3 separate regions of the Mus musculus genome follow, and regions 2 and 3 are each linked to region 1. Evidence: chromatin loops called from intact Hi-C (ENCODE). Cell type or tissue: heart. All regions are shown on one strand. Each heading gives the region's core, and the rest is flanking DNA. Links, peaks and the distances in the headings are about the cores only.

Region 1 (6,422 bases), core at 845-5,844:
TAAAAATAGATAAATGGAAAAGTAAAGTATGTATAATCATCGAAATACATCTATAATGGATCCTACCAAATTATGAAAATATTTAATATATTTAATTTACTGTGTAGCAACTTTAGTTTTATACTTTGAGAATGCAGATGTTCATGTAATCTTTCCTATCATTACATGATACTTTAATTCTTTTCACGGTGTCATGGTAGTTGACAGTACTTGGCAAACGAATGATAGATCAAGCCTCTGTTCTAGGTACTACTCTTGAGTGGCTGACATCTTTTTCTTTTCTTTCAAATTATAGATGCCACCAGGCTAGCCTTGAAACCACAGTCCTTGCTCCAAGGTTTCAGATTGCTGGGAACATAGGTGCAGACGGCTAGCAATGCAGGTATGCATCACTAATATCAAACTGCTCGAAATGCCGTTGTGTATCACTGCATTCGACTGCTGGGAATGCAGGTGTTCATCACTATACCTGATGGTTTATATCAATTTTATGATCTCCTTCCTGCATGTTTTGAGCTGAATGCTGTCACAATCCTGAATGCACACAAAGAATCTGGGTCAAACTGAGTAATTATCCAGGTAAAATACTTAAAGGAATTCAGATTTGAATCTAGTATGCTTTTCTAAAATCTGATACTCCTAACTCCATTATGTTTTTACTGCTTTCAAGGATACTATAGAATGAAAGAGACCTGTTTCAGTGCCCTGTCCCAGATGGTTTGTGAACTCTGTACCCTCTCGAGTATGCAGACAGATTTTTTTTTTTTTAAGGAATAACAGTGATCTCCAAAATGTCTTTTTTTTCTCTAATCTTAAAATGGGAAGATACCATCTGGAGTGGAATCCTACTGTTTATTTCTCTTGACCTTATGAAAAAGGCTTGTATTTCCAAGGCCACCCTGATGGGATCCAGACCACCAGCAAGATGAATGTGTGACTTGGAAGCCAGGCACTAAGACTGACAAAAACAAACATAAACATTCTTCATCAGATACATAGATGTATTTAGGATGGCTAAGGCACTACTATTCAAAAACTATAGTTTTTGCTTGATTTGCATTTGTTAACTTCTAACTTGAGCACAAGTCTCCTTTGAATGCTACTTGGGCACTATAAATTCTGTGCAACATCATAAAGTGTTTCTGTGAGAAACATAGCTTGTTGGCCTCTACAATAACAAACATAAGAACAAAAAATGTCTCACAACTATGTTAACTGAGAAAGTCATCCTTCAATGCTAATTATCAAAGCTAATTTAACTATTAATAAGTTTTGGATTAGTTGTGGCAATTTCTTCTTTGGGGCAATTTTAGTATTTCTTCCATTTGAACTTTCCGTTTTGTTCATTGAGATTACATTTGAAATGGCAGGGCTTGACCTCAGCCATGGAAAAAGCAAGGCTTTGATTAGTTAATCTGAAAGGAATCCACTTGGGCTATGTTTTTGTTAGGCACAGACAGAACTTCTAGTGGTTAATGTAACTCTCCAAAGTGCAGCTAACAAACGACTGCTGTGCAGAGCTAGCTCAGAGTTTCCACTGCTTTCCTGACAGGCAAAGTTTCCTCCTTTAAAACTTTTGGATTAAAAAAAAAAACAATGTGGATTTTTTTTTTTCCTAAGCATGGAAAATAATGACACTAAGCTTTTAGCTCTAAGAAACAGAACGAAACATTTTATGAGAATTAGCTCACACACATTGCCAGAAAGTCACAGTGTACCCGAAGCTTTAGTGTCTGCCAGGTCCAGCAAAGGCAAGCTCATCTTTGATCTTCCCGGCTCTGACTTACAAGCAATCACTTTAATGGCTTCAAGGTGGCGTTATCAGTTATTGCCTGTCACAAAGTACACATAGGAACCCGGCACTAGGGACAGTCATCCTCAGTGGTCACCACAGAGCTTCAGTGGTTGGCAGTCTTTTCTGAGTTACCACTCCAGGCCTGGTCTGAGCCTGTAGATATGAAACAGGCCTTTCTAATGAGGCCTTGCTTTCTTTTAGCATCTCCTATAGTTCTGGACAAATCTTTTAAAAAAGAAATCCAAAGGCAAGTCACCGAAGAATCTGCACTCATTAATGGGCCTTTCCTCTCCACTTCTCCCTCCCAGCATGGTTTCCGAAGACTTGCTCTCTTCTACAATGCTTGACTGGTCCATCCTAGATCTAAATGTGATGCAGGGTCTGTTATAGGCCCTTTACCCATCATTCTGAGTACTGTTGAGATGCTGAGGAAATAAAAGGGGGTTATGAATAGAAACAACAAAATCTTGTATTGGTAATACTTTATTTACTTACAATGTACATTTTTACAGAAAGAATGATAATTTCTGGTTAAGTCATTAGCTCCTGAGCCTTTTGCTTAATAAACCAGATTAATTTGTTAAAAATTGAGTAAGGAATAGAAAAAAGGACTACCATTAAAAAAAAACTTTATAAATAAATTTTCAAAAATGGTATGGAACTTGGAATCTCTATTATTTACAAATACTTACAAAAGTAAAAAAAGGCAGATGTTCAAGGTTTATGCTTTTGTTCTCAAATCATGTAGTATTTCATTAAATTTTAGTTTCAGTACTAAACTATTCATCCATTCCTGTTTTTAAGCTTTACAAACACACTGTAGGTTACATGACTGATATTTAAATATGTACATAATTGTGTATTTTCTTCTGTTAGAAGTAAGGTTACTACCGTGACTTTGTAATACATTTTATTCCATTGGTTCTATGTGATTAGTAATTCGGACAACACAAACAAGAGAAAATGTAAATGTTAATCTTAGCTATAATTTTCCTTTTTAAACATAATGAGAAATAAACTAAAAAATATGAAACAAGAGTTCATTCTCTCAGTCCATTTACAGTTTTGAAATCACAAATCAGTTCATGGTTCACAGTTAATTTTTGTGATATTATCAACATAGCAAAATGTAGAAGCTTAAACTTTAGAAGACATTTAGTTTTTTGTCCCTGTCCTAAGGAAGCAATATTACTAACATCTATTTATGGACCTATAGTCAGCAGAATGCAAATATTAAGCAAGGATGATATTAGCCAATGAGTAGGAAAAATACATTTAAAAAATGATGCAATGAATTTAGATAAGTTTCTATCTTTTCTTTGACAGTATTGGAGATTGAGGCTAGGGCGTCATATGCTCTGGAAAAGCTCTCTACCACTGACCTGCATCTCCAGACTTCTATAAACTTTTCATTTTGAGACAAGAGTCTCACTCTCATTCAGACACTCACATTGAACTCAGGAAGACTTTGGACTTGTATTCATCTACACTCAGCCTCCCAAGTAGCTGGGAATGAAGGTCTGTGTCACCATGCCTGGCTGGAAACTGTCTATTATTTTGACATTCATTTCCAAAAGTCTCACAATATATTACCAGTTTGTTTGTGTATTCTTATGTCTGGTAACATTTCATTATCTAATTATTTTACTTATAAAAGGAATGTTTAGTTTTTAAAACTCTCTCTCTCTCTCTCTCTGTCTCCCCCCCCCCCACGGACACGCGTGCGCGCACGCACGCACACACACACACACACACACACACACACACACACACACACACACACACACACACACACATATGAGGATCCTGTGGTGCAAGAGTCATGTTGGCGATGGTTATGGAAATGGTGTCTTTGTTAGCCACTAGGTGGCATGGTTTAGCACTTAAAAATCCAGCATGCTTAAAAACCACAGGAAATATAAAACAGACCACGTTTTTTCCGTAGCTGAAATAAAAGGCATGAATAAAGTAAGACTTGCACAGATTTGTAAAGAGACAAGAATTCTTTGTGGAGACATGTTTCATATTCCAGAAAACTCCCAGAAGTTAGTGTCTAGCAATTCTGTACGACTTCTAGGATTTCTGGAGAACATAGGAGATAACCCCTTTAGAGTTCTCTGAGTGTTCCCAGTGTGCTGAATGTCTGCTACTTACTGAAATCTCCTCAAAGTTAATCATTCAGTAGGATTTTCACTAAAAACCTGCAAGGAATGTGAAATATATGATCTTAAATCCTTTTTATCCTTCTTGGAGTTTTAAAGACCATAGCCCAAAGGTGGAAGCAAATGAGCTTAGGATGATGTTAAGATGGTGAGAACCAAACATGTTTCTCTTCTTACTGGAGTTAGATTGGGAAGAAACACACCCACTGTTCCTATAGTATTTCTCATATTACTTTAACTGTTAAGAAACTATAGATACTATGTTGATATTTTAATTAATGTCCCAAAGACATAGGTTTCTTCCTTCCTTCCTTTCTTCCTTCCTTCCTTCCTTTCTTTCTTCCTTCCTTCCTTCCTTCCTTCCTTCCTTCCTTCCTTCCTTTCTGTCTGTCTGTCTGTCTTTCTTTCTGTCTGTCTTTCTTTCTTTAAAAAAAATTAAGATTCTATGATTCTTCATCTAGATTTCAGAATAAAAGTTTGGGCTGCTAAGGAATTAACATTTCTTTGGATCATGTCTCCTATTAATAGGGAAGGCTTGGGGTTGTTTCATCTTCCAGGAGGGCAGGATGTGAAGAGAAAGTGAAAAAAGAAAGCTAAAAAGGAATTGACTATCCAAAGAAAAGAAAATGTAAGATGAGCTGGGGAGGAGAGAGGATGAAAATAAAGATGGGAAGCAGAGAGTGAGTCACTGAGAACAGGGAGGGGTGAGGACTGGGGTGGGGGGAGGGAGGTGGATAAGCCTAGGATGGGGGAGGGGTGATGAGTGAGGAAGGAAAATTGGGAGGGGAGTTCCTAAGGAGCCAAAAGGGGTGGAGAGATAAGGAGGGGGGAAAGATGGAGGGGGATGGAAGGGTGGGTTAAGGGGAACAGAATTAAGAAACAAGCAATCTGGGAGCTCCTTCTCTGTGTATCTGTGGACTGAACATACAGAAATATAAAGTGTCTCCTTCCCTTACTCTTGCATAGATAACTTCTGAAACTAGTGAAGACACTGCACACAGTGGAAAAACGAATGCTCATGAAGCATTTGCTAAAACTAAAGGTTTAAATACCAACGTGTTTGATTATGTATGAAAAGAACTGCTAGCAACTTCTTTTAGCCACAGATAAGATTTACATCAACACAATTATTTTGAAAAAAGTGTGCACCCCAAATTTTCATGATGACAAGGAACATATGCATTTTTAAAAGTATTTAAGTAAATAATGAGACAGTTGCTTTTAATTTGGGGCACAAGAAAATAAAGATCATTACATTTGGCTACCAAAACTATTTCAAGTCTGCCTTTTTGAGCAAAACTTGTATCTTTACCTTGTTTGGAGGAAAGCAAAAATATTCCTGTTAAATTATGTTATCTTCAGTAATGGAAATCCAGCTAAACAGAACATAAAACAACTTTTGGCAAACTCTGAGCACATTGAATGTGTGCAATCATGGAATGCAATAAAAACAGAAACAATGACACGTTTTTGCAGCCTGGGCTCATTTCTGGAAGGTCCATAGATAGTCCACATTTATAGTTTTACAGAAATACATAAGGGATTCTATTTATTTTCTAGTATCTTCTTAAGGGTTATTCATTTCAGAGACATTTCTAGTGCATTCTTTTGAAAAACATGGCTAAATATCCTATCTTTGTAAAGAGAGCAGTGTACAAAGGAGAACATGAAATTATTACAAGAGACCAATAAATTCCAGATGGCCTGGGAGCATGCCAAGATGTTCACAATGCAGGAGGGGAGTACTTTAAAACATTTTTTAAAAGGTGAACATGAAATCAAGTTAATTTAAGAACAGTTTTTACCTTAAACAACTAGAGAATATTATACATGTACATTAACTTTTAAAAAAATCAAATATAGAAAACAAAATTAAGGTTAACAAAACATTCCACAGTCAGAGGCTAGACAGGAAATTCTTAGGAGGCTGATTTTCCCACTATCTTACCCTTTGTAAGAAGTTAAGGCAAAATTAACCCAGAAAGCCTGTTCAAATCGGTACCTACTTACCTACGTTGGACTGCTGTGCCAAAATAAGAGTGGGATGAAGAAGGGTGAGAAGAAACCAGGTTCCACTTTGCACAAAGCTCATCATGTCTAAATATCAGACATGAGACTCTTTGTGCAAAAGAGGAGAGAGGAAGAAGCAGCTCAGAGTAGCACCATCAGTTGTCCCTGCCCTTCAGCACCGGGCCCGTCATAAAACTCAGCCGCTCGCTTCCCTCTGCTCTGGCCTTAAATAGGAAAAAGTTTGGCTTCCCTCACTTTCCAGCCCCTTTCTGAAATATGAGAGCAGAACCCATCCCCTCAGCAGTAAAAGCAATGATTAATATATTTTTCCCTGTGTGTAGAGGACACAACCCACAGACACAGAAACAGCACATCTGGAGCATGTGTACATCAGCCTATGCATATGTTTATAACATGCATTAGTCTTAAATACATATTTGCATGACAGAAACACA
Region 2 (6,422 bases), core at 613-5,612, 1.1 Mb after region 1:
GAACTCAAGAAGTTAGACTTCAGAGAACCAAATAACCCTATTTAAAAATGGGGAACAGAGCTAAACAGAAAATTCTCAACTGAGGAATACCAAATGGCTGAGAAGAAACAAAAGAAATGTTCAACATCCTTAGTCATCAGGGAAATGCAAATCAAATGCAGCCCTGAGATTCCACCTCATACCAGTCAAAATGGCTAAGATCAAAAATTCAGGTGACAGCAGATGCTGGCAAGGATGTGGAGAAAGAGGAACACTCCTCCATTGCTAGTGGGATTGCAAGCTGACACATCCTCTCTGGAAATCAGTTTGGCAGTTCCTCAGAAAACTGTACATAGTACTACCTGAGGACCCAGCAATACCACTCCTGGGAATACACCCAGAAGATGTTCCAACATGTAATAAGGATACATGCTCTATTATGTTCATAGCAACCTTATTATTTATAATAGCCAGAAGCTGGAAAGAACCCAGATGTCCCTCAACAGAGTAATGGATACAGAAAATTTACACAATGGAGTACTATGTAGCTATTAAAAACAGTGAATTCATGAAATTCTTAGGCAAATGGATAGAACTATAAAATATCATCATGAGTGAGGTAACCCAATCACAAAACTACACACATAGTATGTACTCACTGATAAGTGGATATAAGCCCAGAAGCTCAGAATACCCAAGATACAATTCACAAACCACATGAAACACAAGAAGAAGGAAAACCAAAGTGTAGATACTTCAGTCCTTTTTAGAAGGAGAACAAAATACCCATGGAAGGAGTTACAGAGACAAAGTGTGGGGTAGAGACTGAAGGAATGACCATTCAGAGACTGTCCCACCTGGGGATCCATCCCATATACAGTCACCAAATCCAGACACTATTGTAGATGCCAACAAGAGCTTGCTGACAGAAGCCTGTTATAGCTGTCTCCTGAGAGGCTCTACCAGTGCCTGACAAATACAGAGGTGGATGCTCATAGCCAACCTTTGGACTGAGCACAGGGTCCCCAATAACTAGCCAGTACCCCCAGAGCTCCCAGAGACTAAACCACCACCCAAAGAGTACACATGGTGCAGCTCATGCCTCCAACTGTATTATGTAGCAGAGGTCATCAATGGGAGGAGAGGTCCTTGGTCCTGTGAAGGCTCTATACCCCAGTATAGGAGAACTCCAGGGCCAGGAAGCAGGAGTGGGTGGGTTGGTGAGCAGGGCAAGAAGGGAAAGAATAGAGGGTTTATGGAGGGGAAACCAGGAAAGGGGATAACATTTGAAATGTAAATAAAGAAAATATCTAATAAAACAAAAAACAAAGGAAAAGGAAGGAAGATTTGCTCTTCTTCACCTGCTTGCATTTAGTTACCAGCATATCTGTTGGAATTTACTTCTACAGAAGACCAGCTGAAACAACTAGCCTTGTGAGACTTAGCAACTACTAGATTCTTGAACTTCCAATTGGCATCTGACCATTGTTAGGGAGTTGGGCTACAAAACTGTAAGTCATCATTATAAATTCCCTCAATATAGAGAGACATTTCATACATTCTGTGACTCTAGAGAACCCTGACTAATGCAGAAGTTGTTACCAGGAGTAGTTCTACAGTTGCAGAAGTATAGGATAAATGTTTTAAGTATTTGGAGTCGGAGTAATAATTTGCCTTCTAATTCACCAGCACCTTCAACTACTGAAACCACTCCAGATCCTCCTGAGAGCTTGGTGGATATAGAAGGTTCATAGTGGAAACTATATTTTAAACTTAAAGAAGCTAATGCCTTTGATTATCTTGATCCATCAATTGTAATTGAAAATGAAGTAGGTAACTAGGTGTACCAAATTTTCTACAATTTATTGAGAAAATCAGAAATGATTTTACTGGCTTGTTCCTCTTTGTACCTCTGGAAAATTTAACGAAGGAGAAGAATGATACAACCTACAGACCATATGGAGAGTAGGAAGAAGGAAGACCAGGGGGTGGGTGTTTCAGACCTGCATTGAGGGGAGAACAGGAGATTGTGGGAGGTGGAAGGAGAAGAGGACAAGGGAGGGAGAAAGAAGGAGGAGGAAATAAGGGTGGCAGTATCAGAAACTGGAGGAGATATGAGAGGGATACAGAGGGTCAGGAAATCCAGCAAAAATAGGTAGCAGGGAGGTTGAAGAACTGGGGATAGCCACTGCAGGGTCCCAGACACCAGAGAAACATGAGGCCCCCAGGACCCAACAGGATTGACTTTAGCTGTAATGCACAGAAAAGGGGGAGATAGAACCTATGGAGACCACCTCCAGAAGATAGGCATAGCACCTGGTCAAGGGATGAGGCCACCCACCCATCTCAATGTTTTTTAACCCAGAAATGTTCCTGTCCAAAAGAAGAACAGGAACAAAAAATGGAACAGAGACTAAAGGGCCAACCAGGAATGGTCCCATCTGAGGATAGATCATGTCTGCAGACACCAAACCCAACACTGTTGCCATGATCAAGAGGTGCTCATGGACAGGAACCAAGTATGGCAGTTCTGGGGAGGTCCGGCCAGCAACTGACCAATTGCAGATGCAGATGCTTGGAGCCAACCATCAGACTGAATTCATGGAACGTGGTGGGGGAATTGGCAGAAAGACTGGAGTAGCAGAGGGGGATTGCAACCCCATTAGAAGAACAACATAGGCTGGCCTGACTACCCAATTCTCCCAAAGTCTAGACCACCAAACAAGGAGCGTACCTGGAGGGATCCACAGCTCCAGATACATATGTAGCAGATGATGGCCTTGCCCAACAGCAAAGGGAGGGGAGGCCCTTGGTCCCGGGGAGGTTTGATGCCCCAGAGTAGGAGGATGCTGGAACAGTGAGGTGGGAGAATGGGGGTGGGTGGGAGATCACCCTCATACAGGCAAAGGTGAGGGGAAACAGCAGATTGAGATGAGGGAATAGCAGAGGGGTAACCGGGAAGTGGGATATCATGGGATTGGGGTGGGGGGTGGAGGGGTACCTGGAAAGTGGATATCATTTGAGATGTAAACGAATGGAATAATTAATGCCTGGGATTCTAGGTTCAGTCCCCATGCACGCACACACACACACACACACACACACACATCTAACCTCATATCCCATTTGAGTGTGATACAACATATACAATATCTAACCTAATATGGTATCTGATTAGTATATTTATGGTTTCATGTACCAGTTAAAAATATTAATTTAAATTTTAAGATTCATCATAAGGGTGGGGAGATGCATCACTGAATAAAGTCCTTCCTGAACAAGCATGAGGACCTGAGCTTGGATCTCCAACACCCAAGACAACTCAGGAGTGATGGTGCATGCCTATAACTCTAGTGCTGAGCAGATAGAAATAGGTGAGTCCTATAGCTCACTGGCCAGCCAATCTAGTCATGATGTCAAGTTCTAGGTTTAATAAGAGACACCTTCCCAAAATACAAGGTGAAACACATTCAAGAAAATAGGCATGCATACTACACACACCCCCACCGCCACCACCAGGTAGAGAAAGAAAGGAGGGATTGGGACAATCACACTGCTTGGTAAATATTTGAGAAATACAGCAAGAGAAAAATGAAATCTGGGCAAGCCTGAAAATTATTTGCTGTACCTCTCACATCCAGACTAACTCTATCACCAACTCAGTTTCATGGTGCCATCTGGTGGGGATACTAAAAACTGCTTGATTCTTGTCCTCCGCACTGTAGTCTCCCCTCCCTAGTCAAAATCATAAAAGCCCACTTTTTAAAGTACATTTAATTATATTTTCTTTTTATAAATAATAAAATTGTTCCCTGTTTTCTTATAACTTAAAGTCTGGACTAGGCTAGCTGGACTAGGTTATAATCTTAAAAGTGAAATTTATCTTAGTCATACTAGATTTAGGGAAAAATGATCAGCAAGTTATTTGTCATTTGAACACTTCCAAACCTTTCAGGGTGTAAGCAATGAGTGAACGTGATTATTTATGATGTCACTTTATGGAAGAGATTGGAACCAACCTCCCGGGCGTTATATTTTAGTTCAGAATCTGGAACTGCTGGTGAGAATTGAAAGAAGGCTGAGGTTTTGAGGTTGTTTGTGTCTTTTAAAAATAGTAATTTGAAGGAGGTAACTTTGTCTCAAAGGAAAGGCTAATTTTCTTTTATGCTTTGCTTTACATTTTGTGTAGCTGAGGCCATCCAGGAACTCATTCTGTACACTAGACTTACCTTAAACTCAGAGAGCTGCCTGCCTTTACTTCCTTAGTGCTGGAGTTAAAGGTATGTGCCACCATGCCAACTGGAAAAGCTATTTATGACTTCAGTTGGCAGTTGTTGAAGCTTTCTCTGGCCATCTGTACATGAAATGACTGTTTAAAGACTGATTGAATATAATGGCAACTGCACGACAGCTCCTTTTTACTCAATGAAAGGCACAAAGAGTACCAGTCCCTCTGATAGTGCTTGTCACATTCTGTACGCTAGCTAATTGCAAGGTTTAAAAAGAGGAACTCTTCTTGTTCATCATATTGAAAGATCTTAAAGGCAATGCTTACTTGCCCAACTTTATTCTGCAAAGTTTGACATGTTAGAGGCATGTGATAAAACTTATATTTCCTGGCCATCAGGACACAGGAACCAAGGACCAGCCTGGAACAGGATCCTTCCAGTTTCTGTCTGCAGAGGGATCTAATCCTGTTCCACAGCACCTGGAACTGATCCTGTGCCACAGCACTCCATACCCAAATATCTTCTGGAGAGAGCTGGTCTCCCAGGAGTGCCGACACACTTGTGAGCACAAGTAAGACCACCACTTCTCTTCAAATTCCTGACCCAAGAGGGACATGTCCAGAGCCATAAGGACACAGGAACCAAGGAATAGCCAGGGACAGGACCCTTCCAGTTTCCATATGCACTCCTGAGCTGACCTTGTGCCACAGGTCTCCATACCCAAATTCCTCCCAGAAAGAACTGGTCTCCCAGGAGTACTGACACACAGGATTGCTGGAGAGACAAGCCACAGTCTGAGACAGCAAAACCATCGAACAACTGAGATAACCAGATGGTGAAAGCCAAGGGCAAGAACATAAGCAACAGAAACCAAGGCTACTTGTCATCATCAGAATCCAGTTCTCCCAAAACAGCAAGCCCTAGACACCCCAACACACTGGAAAAACAAGATTTGGATTTAAAATCACATCTCTTAATGAAGATAGAGGACTTTAAGAAGGACATAAATAATGCCCTTAAAGAAATACAGGAGAATACAGATAAACAGCTAGAAGCCCTTAAAAAGGCAACACTCCCTTAAAGAATTATAGGAAAACACAACCAAACAGATGAAGGAATTGAGCAAAACCATCCAAAATCTAAAAATAAAAATAGAAACAATAAAGAAATCACAAAGGGAGACAACCCTGGAAATAGAAAGCCTAGAAGAGATCAGGAGTCATAGAGCAAGCAACACCAACAGAATACAAGAGCTAGAAGAGAGAATCTCAGGTGCAGACGATAACATAGAAAACATTAACACACCAGTCAAAGAAAATTAAAAATGCAAGAAGCTCCTAATTCAAAACATCCAGGAAATCCAGGACACAATGAGAAGACCAAATCTAAAGATAATAAGTACAGAAGAGAGTGAAGATTCCCATCTTAAAAGACCAGTAAATATCTCCAACTAAAGTATAGAAGAAAACTTCCCTAACCTAAAGAAAGAAATGCCAATGAAGATTAAAAAAAAAAAAAAAAAAAAAAAAAAAAGTCAACGGAACTCCAAGTAGATTAGATCAGAAAAAAAAAAATTCCTCCCAACACATAATAATCAAAACACCAAATGCACAAAACAAAGAAAGAATATTAAAAGCATTAAGGGGAAAATGTCAAGTAACATATAAAGACGGACCTATGAGAATTACACCAGATTGTTCATCAGAGACTATGAAAGCTACAACATCCTGGGCAGATGTCATACAGACTCTAAGAGAACAACATTGCAAGCACAGGCTAGTATACCCAGCAAAACTCACAATTGCCATAGATGGAGAAAGGAAAATATTCCATGACAAAACCAAATTTACACAATCTTTCCACAAATCCAGCTCTGCACAGGATAATAAATGGAAAATGCCAACACAAGGAAGGAAACTACAGCCTAGAAAAAGCAAGAAAGTAAACTTCTTCTTAAAAACTCAAAAAAAGTCACACAAACATAAAAATAACATCAAAAAATAACAGGAAGCAACAATCACTACTGCTTTATATCTCTTACCATTAATGGACTCCATTCTCCAATAAAAAGACATAGACTAACAGACTGGATGCATAAACAGGACCCAACATTTTGCTGCATACAGGAATTGCACCTCAGTGTGAAAGACAAACACTACCTCAGAGTAAAGGACTTAAAATCAATTTTCCAAGGAAATGGTCCCAAGAAATAAG
Region 3 (6,422 bases), core at 613-5,612, 130 kb after region 1:
AATCTTCCAAATGTTGACAATAATATATAACTGTGGATGAGACATGAGTCTCTTTCCATGTTAGAAAAATTGTAACTATAGAATGAAAATATTTTGTCATTGGAGACCAACGTAAAAACTAGGTTTAGAATTACTTAATTGTAAAAGTTAAACCATCTTAAATGATTCAATAAACATAGTATGCCATGGCTTACATGGAGAATTGACTATTGATATATTTCCTTCACTAAAGATGAATGATAGAACCCCCTTAGACCCTTCTTTAGTTGCTCCTGACTGTACTGGATTGTGCATAGGTCCTCACATGCCAGCCACAAGGCATATTGCATGGAATCCTCAACTGTTCTCCAGAATCTTGACTACAATTTGATTCTGCTGCTCATCAGTGTTTTATCTTGCAGCAGGAACACCCTTCCTACAGCTTAAAATTTCCATTATCCTCTGAAAAGTTTTGTAGTTCAGACTATGGGCTAGGTCTAAAATAACTTCTCAAATGGTCAAAGCTGAAGAGCTGGCAGATTTACTTCTGCTTCTGGCTAAAAACAATCTTTCTCACATTATTTCACTGTGTCTGGTTCAATCCAGGTCAGAAACCAGAAACAAAACACTTGCCAGTGTTTCTGAGCCTTTCAGATGCTTGGCTGGTGGAGAATGTATTTACTTAATACTGATACACCATCAAAAGCACTTACTTTTAGTCTGGTAGAAGCTGTAAGAGGTAGTGTGCTCAGAAGAATGACTACAATATGACAAACTAATGTCTCCCTTGTACATTTTAAGTCTTCATTTATTTTGTGGAACTCAGTATAATTCTATATTAGTATTGACAAATTATATGAAGTATTAAAACTAAATATAATAATTCAAGTTTTTGTTGTTATTGTTCAATAAACAGCTTTGTAAAGTACATGTGACTTTACTAACATGGAATTTGCCTCAGTGATGGCTGGAATTTGGTCTCCAAAAATAAGAAATACAAAGTAAAAGATGTTATGTTAAGAATTCTTACAGAAAAAATAAACTCCTCAGCCAAAATAAACTCAAAAATAATACTAGACTTTTATATAAATACATAGATAACCTGGATTATAAGAGAAAATATGAGACATGGCTTCACCTGTAAGCCTAGCTCTTTGGATGACAAAGCAGGAAAATCACTAGTACAAGAAGAACAGAGAGTACATGGTGAGACCTGTTTATAAAAGGAAAAAAAATGAAAGAAAGGTAGGGGAAATGGAAAGAAAATGGGAGGGAAGTGAAACAGAGGAAGGAAAAGTGAGAGTCAGGGAGAAAGTAAAAGAAACACAGAGCTCTGCATTCTGACTGTTGTGAGAATCTAGTCTACTTTTCCTTAAGAGGCATGGGGTGCAATGGTGCTTGCACCTACAAAACACAAGTGAAACCAGAAATGTTAAACATACAATGGTCTTTTTTCAACTGAGGAGATATAATGTCTGTTTTTCCACCCAGAAGGCAGAGAATAGATTTTGTTAACAACCTGGTGAGCTTTTTGCTATCAGTGGAAACAGACCTCACCCAAATTACCCCAAAGATTATCCCAGACTCTTCCCTCCTTAAACCACCTTGTGGAGATGCTACATGCATTTTCTAGACTACTGACCTTTATGCTATTGTTCAGAGACCACACTAGATTCTTTTAGTTATAGAACCCATCCTCATGTCTACAGGTACATTATAAAGGAGATTCTATGTAGTTATACCTTACACTTTATTGTGCATCTGAAACTAGAATGGTTGTTGCCTAGAAACCTTTTCCCAAATTGATCTGTTTCAAATATATCGACAGTGAACTATTTGGCTTTCGACTCCTCACCGTGTGATCCAGGTTTGTGAATTCAATCTATACCAGGTTTTCACTCTCATCTCCTTGGGCAGGTTTGCTTCCCTGTCTGACACATGCACAGATCCATTCAGAAAGATACTTCCTTCATGCTGTGGAACTTAACTCCCTTTTATTTGAAGTCAATGACAGTAGTTTTTGGTGATCCATATTGGTTTATTATACACAGAATGCTTCATTCACATGGATATAAGATGTGCACTATATTTTTTCAAGTGTTGCAAACCACAAAACTTCCTACCCAATTTAGAGTATACAAATACCATTTACTAGAAATGGAAGTATTTTTTTTTAATCTTAGCAAAAATTAAAAATCTAAGATAAAAGCCAGAAAAATGTGGAGTAGAGTAGTGGGACATTCAGCCAAGAGATCTGGTTCCTGAGGTTGAAAGGACCTTCCTTACTCCCTCAGCTTTTGCATAGCTCTTAGCCTCTTGCCATTGGCCCAACTGAAATGTAAGGAGGAAGAACATAAGACCATGTCTGCTTCATAATTTTGCTACAGAGACTGACTTTGCTTCTTCACTATAACACAGATGCTAAATCTCAGAGGAAAGAATAACATTCTAACACATGCCTGCACTCATAGTGGTCAGCAATGACTCATACAAGAAATCTGCAAGACATGTCCTATTTGTATGAATGCAGCCTATCATTTTGATTCTGCATTCATGACAAAGGAAAAATCACTTTGTGGATGCTCCTTGTGCTATTTGGAAACTTCAAGGGCATTATTTGATAAAGCTTAAAATGTGTACCAGTGAAGAAGTTTATTTCTTTTTACTAGTTAGGATGGCTTATAAAAATGCCCATATTTTCTTTTGCTTCATATATAGATACTAAAAGAAAATGGTTTTTCTTCTCTAAAAATATTTTGATTAATTCTTTGAGAAATCACTACAATACATTTATTTTGATCATATTTATCCCTCCTCTATCTTCCCATTTTCTCCTTGGTACACACTCCCACCTTTGTGTCTTCATTTCTTTTTAAACCTATCAAGTCCCATTTTTGTTGCCTGTATTTCTTAGGCATTTTGCCATCCACTGTAGTGTGTTAGACCTACCACAAACCACACTCTAAGAAAAGCTACTTTTTCCTCTCTCAGCAACTACCGAGTTACTACAATTACTTAGCTAGGGATCGAACTTGGTGCCTACCTTCCCTCTCCATTATGATAATATTTTGGCTTGTCCTTTCACAGGTCTTGAGCAGCCTGTTAGAATTGCTATGACTTCATATATGCAACTGTCCTATTGTCTCCCAAGAACAATTTCATTGCAAAAGCCAGTAGTCATCCTCTACCTCTGGCTCTTAAAGTCCCTCTTCTTTTCCCACAATGATCTGTGAACTTTGGGAAATTAAATGTCTCATTTAGGGCTAAACACTTCACAAGTCACTTATTTTCCTCATCTTTAACATTGTGGCTGTCTGTGGTAATTGTCATGTGCTTAAAACAAACAAATAAACAAACAAACAAACAAACAAACTTCTCTGAAGTGTTTGAATGATTCATTCATCTGTAAGTATAACAAGTTGTTAGGAGTTGCCTTAATACTATGACCTCTTGGCAAAATAATGGTAGCAGATTCTTCCTTAGGGTCTATGACCTTTGCATACAAGTTATTGTCCTCAGCAACTTTGTGAGGTATAGGCTCCACCTAGTGAAGTGAAACTTAAATTCAATCAGAAAGTAGTTGGTTACGCAATGCCATTTATGCCACTGTTGCAGTCAGGTGAGTCATAATTGTGGCTTGCAGGTTCCACAGCTGGATGAGATTGATTATTATCTTACTATTTCTAGGCTATATATATATATTGTTTATATATATAAACATCTACACTGATTTCCATAGTGGTTTCACTGGTATGCACTCATTCCCCTTCCTCTACAGTCACATCAGAATTTGTTATCACTTATGCTTTGACCTTATCTATTCTGACCAGGGTAAGTTGGTCTCAAAGTAGTTTCCATTATATTGACTGATTTAGAAACATTTTTCAGCCTTTTGTAATTTATGTTTTGATAATTCTTTATTTATATCCAACCCCATTTGGAGATGGTGGTGTTTATTTCTTGCTGTTTAGTTTTTTAAATCTGTATATATTTTAGATACTAGATATGTATCTAGGCTATCTCTTCATTTAAATGATGGTGTCCTTTTGCTGTTCAGAAGCCTTTAGTTTTATGTGTTTCTATTTGTTGATTGTCAGTCTTAAGCAATGTCATAATTGGGGGAGGTAGTTGGTGAATTTAATAACAGTGTTGTCTGATTTCCTCATTGTTTTAATTTAATTCACATATGTCTGACTAACTGAAACATAGCTATTTTAAGCAACACTAAAGGAATTTATGTTGATAATCCATAAGGATTTAACTAGCTCCAAGTGGATCACCATTGCCTATATTTCGTTTTACTTGTCTGCCACCATTTTTTCATTGTTATATTGTGCCAAATGCATTGAGGCAGTAGCATCTTTAGATCACATCTCTTGACTGATTGTGTACATAAACATTACTATCTCCTAACAAGTGATAAAGTGGCATTGGATCTAGTCAATAGCTACAATTAAATTGACGAGAAAGGTTTTATGTCTTTAAAAGTGAATTATTTTAACTTATCTAAGAGACCCAATCACCTTTATTATAATTTACCTCATTATTTGATAGTTTTTAAACACTCCTGAGTTATACTGGCCTTGTTAATCATAGCATTTATTTGTTCACACAAATGGCTTTTATAGAAAATAGGTCATGCTGATCAGCTTGCCAGCTGGTTGTTACTGACAGATCTTGCTCTCTGTTTTCATATTACTTCATTTATTGCATTATTAAATCAATAGTTATTTTAAAAACCAAGAAAAGATTTTATATTGCAATATGGTTACCTCCCTAGAGATTAAGTCACTTTCTTCCAATAAATTCTTTTTCTACCACACCCATCTATCTAGCTTTTCTGATCTGCAGTCTCCTTTCCCTTGCAGGCAGAGATTTCAGTTTTGTCTTGAATCTTAATAACCTAGACCTCTGATTATGTATCAGCATTGTTTACATAAGGAAGAAGAAAATTCTTTTAGGTGACTTTATGTCAAAAAAAGCAGTAAGTCAACATATATTAACTCTGGAAAAATACCTGGGTTTGCCCTTTTAAAAACTCATTCCTGGTGCAATTTATGCATCAGCTTAAATAGAGGGGTTTTTGCCTTATTTAGAATACACAACTGGTTTATAATGGTACAGAAACATATTTACTCATAATAGCACAAGTTCAAAATGAGATGAAATTGATATCACTCATACTTTAGACTTTTTATATAACTTGAAATGCCCATTTCTTGTGAATAGCTTTAATTTTGGTCATCTTGAATTTCATGTAAAATAAATATTGTCTAATATTTTACAATCAATTTCTGCTTTTTCTAGGTTTTGGTGTTAATCCACATAGAAGATGACTTCACTGCAAAACCGACAATTTCAGTCAAAAGATTTTAAAATATTATCTTTCTCACGCATCAGACATCAGAAAACAGAGCCTCAGCTAATCTGCCAGTTGCACAACTCAACTCAGCACATATTGCAATAACTTATACTGATGAAAGCAACAGCTAGTGAACTCCTTGATTTCTGGTCTGTAATCTCTTCAAGATAACATTCTGTATTGAGTAATAAAAATGCTTTCACTACTCTTTTCCATGAAGTGTGTTCTTCCTGAATTTGAGATCAGAGGTTTGCCTTAAAATTTTAATGGCTTATAACTTTAATTTTTTAAAACAAGGGAGAACAGAAGAAAGTTACATGCAATCAAATAGAGATGCTCCCACATAATGCTCACTTGGCCACCTAAGCTATTTTGTGTTTTGTCTTTCTAGCCAAATTAGCACTTTGTTCTCATCTCCACATTTCTCTATCTAAAAGGGAGGCTGCCTTTGTGAGGCTGTCATCTTTTCCAGAAAAACTCACAAAATACTTTCCTTATGCTGAAAACTAAACCCTTGACTCAGTGTCTCACCCACAGACATTATTCATTTCGAAACAACACAGCTGCATTTCAGATTTTATGTCTGATACCTTCTCTCTATGAGTTAAATTACAAAAGCAAATGAAAATTTTAGACTTAAATTTAATAAATTTCACTGAGAAGCAGAAAATCTGTTGATATAACCAGCACTCAAATGCCAAGAGGAATGTGTCTTGTTGCTAGCTGTTTTAAAACTACTTTTGGAATAGCTATGGCACACGGTTTGGGCTTTAGAAGTTCTTGTGGCCCTTTTATTTTATTTTTTTTCTTTTGATAAAATGTGGGGCCAAATAATTAAGTCAATTAAATTATCCTGTTCCTCTTTGGATGATGAAAAATGGTAGTTTGTTTAATGCCTAAACTTATGTTTATGTTCTTCTTGCAATGGAAGTTTATGTCTAATGATGGAAGATGATCTGGCGCCTCATCAAAGATGAAACAGTAGAAAACTGTGCCAGTCATAATAAGATAAAAAGATGTGTATATATTGTGGGAGAAGGAATTATATGTAAATGTGTTGATCTTAATAATTTCTATACCT

What was found. A loop is a pair of places that touch in the nucleus more often than their neighbours do. Peaks named below come from ENCODE experiments on the same cell type or tissue, not always from the same donor. Only the 100,000 strongest peaks of a DNase experiment are listed, where the experiment ranks them.
Region 2: it touches region 1 in a loop (9-fold over the local background); 13 of 42 quality-filtered maps call a loop at or near these places.
Region 3: it touches region 1 in a loop (4-fold over the local background); 2 of 42 quality-filtered maps call a loop at or near these places.

Annotation. Positions count from the first base shown.
Region 1 is chr1:45,311,378-45,317,799 of GRCm38, reverse strand. It overlaps Col3a1 (collagen, type III, alpha 1), which reads right to left and starts at 6,262. Exons shown (of 51, transcript NM_009930.2): 1 at 5,968-6,262. The coding sequence starts at 6,052. In heart, for the core only: a CTCF peak has its summit at 3,687 (motif pointing right); a DNase peak (open chromatin) is centred at 4,719; H3K4me3 peaks cover 2,754 bases; H3K27ac peaks cover 3,414 bases.
Region 2 is chr1:44,226,473-44,232,894 of GRCm38, reverse strand. No RefSeq gene overlaps it. Among named protein-coding and RNA genes, the nearest start is that of Mettl21e, 11 kb to the right of the region's middle. In heart, for the core only: a CTCF peak has its summit at 3,656 (motif pointing left); no DNase peak of the experiment used is centred there.
Region 3 is chr1:45,178,988-45,185,409 of GRCm38, reverse strand. It overlaps the pseudogene Gm5268. Among named protein-coding and RNA genes, the nearest start is that of Col3a1, 130 kb to the left of the region's middle. In heart, for the core only: no CTCF peak of the experiment used is centred there; no DNase peak of the experiment used is centred there.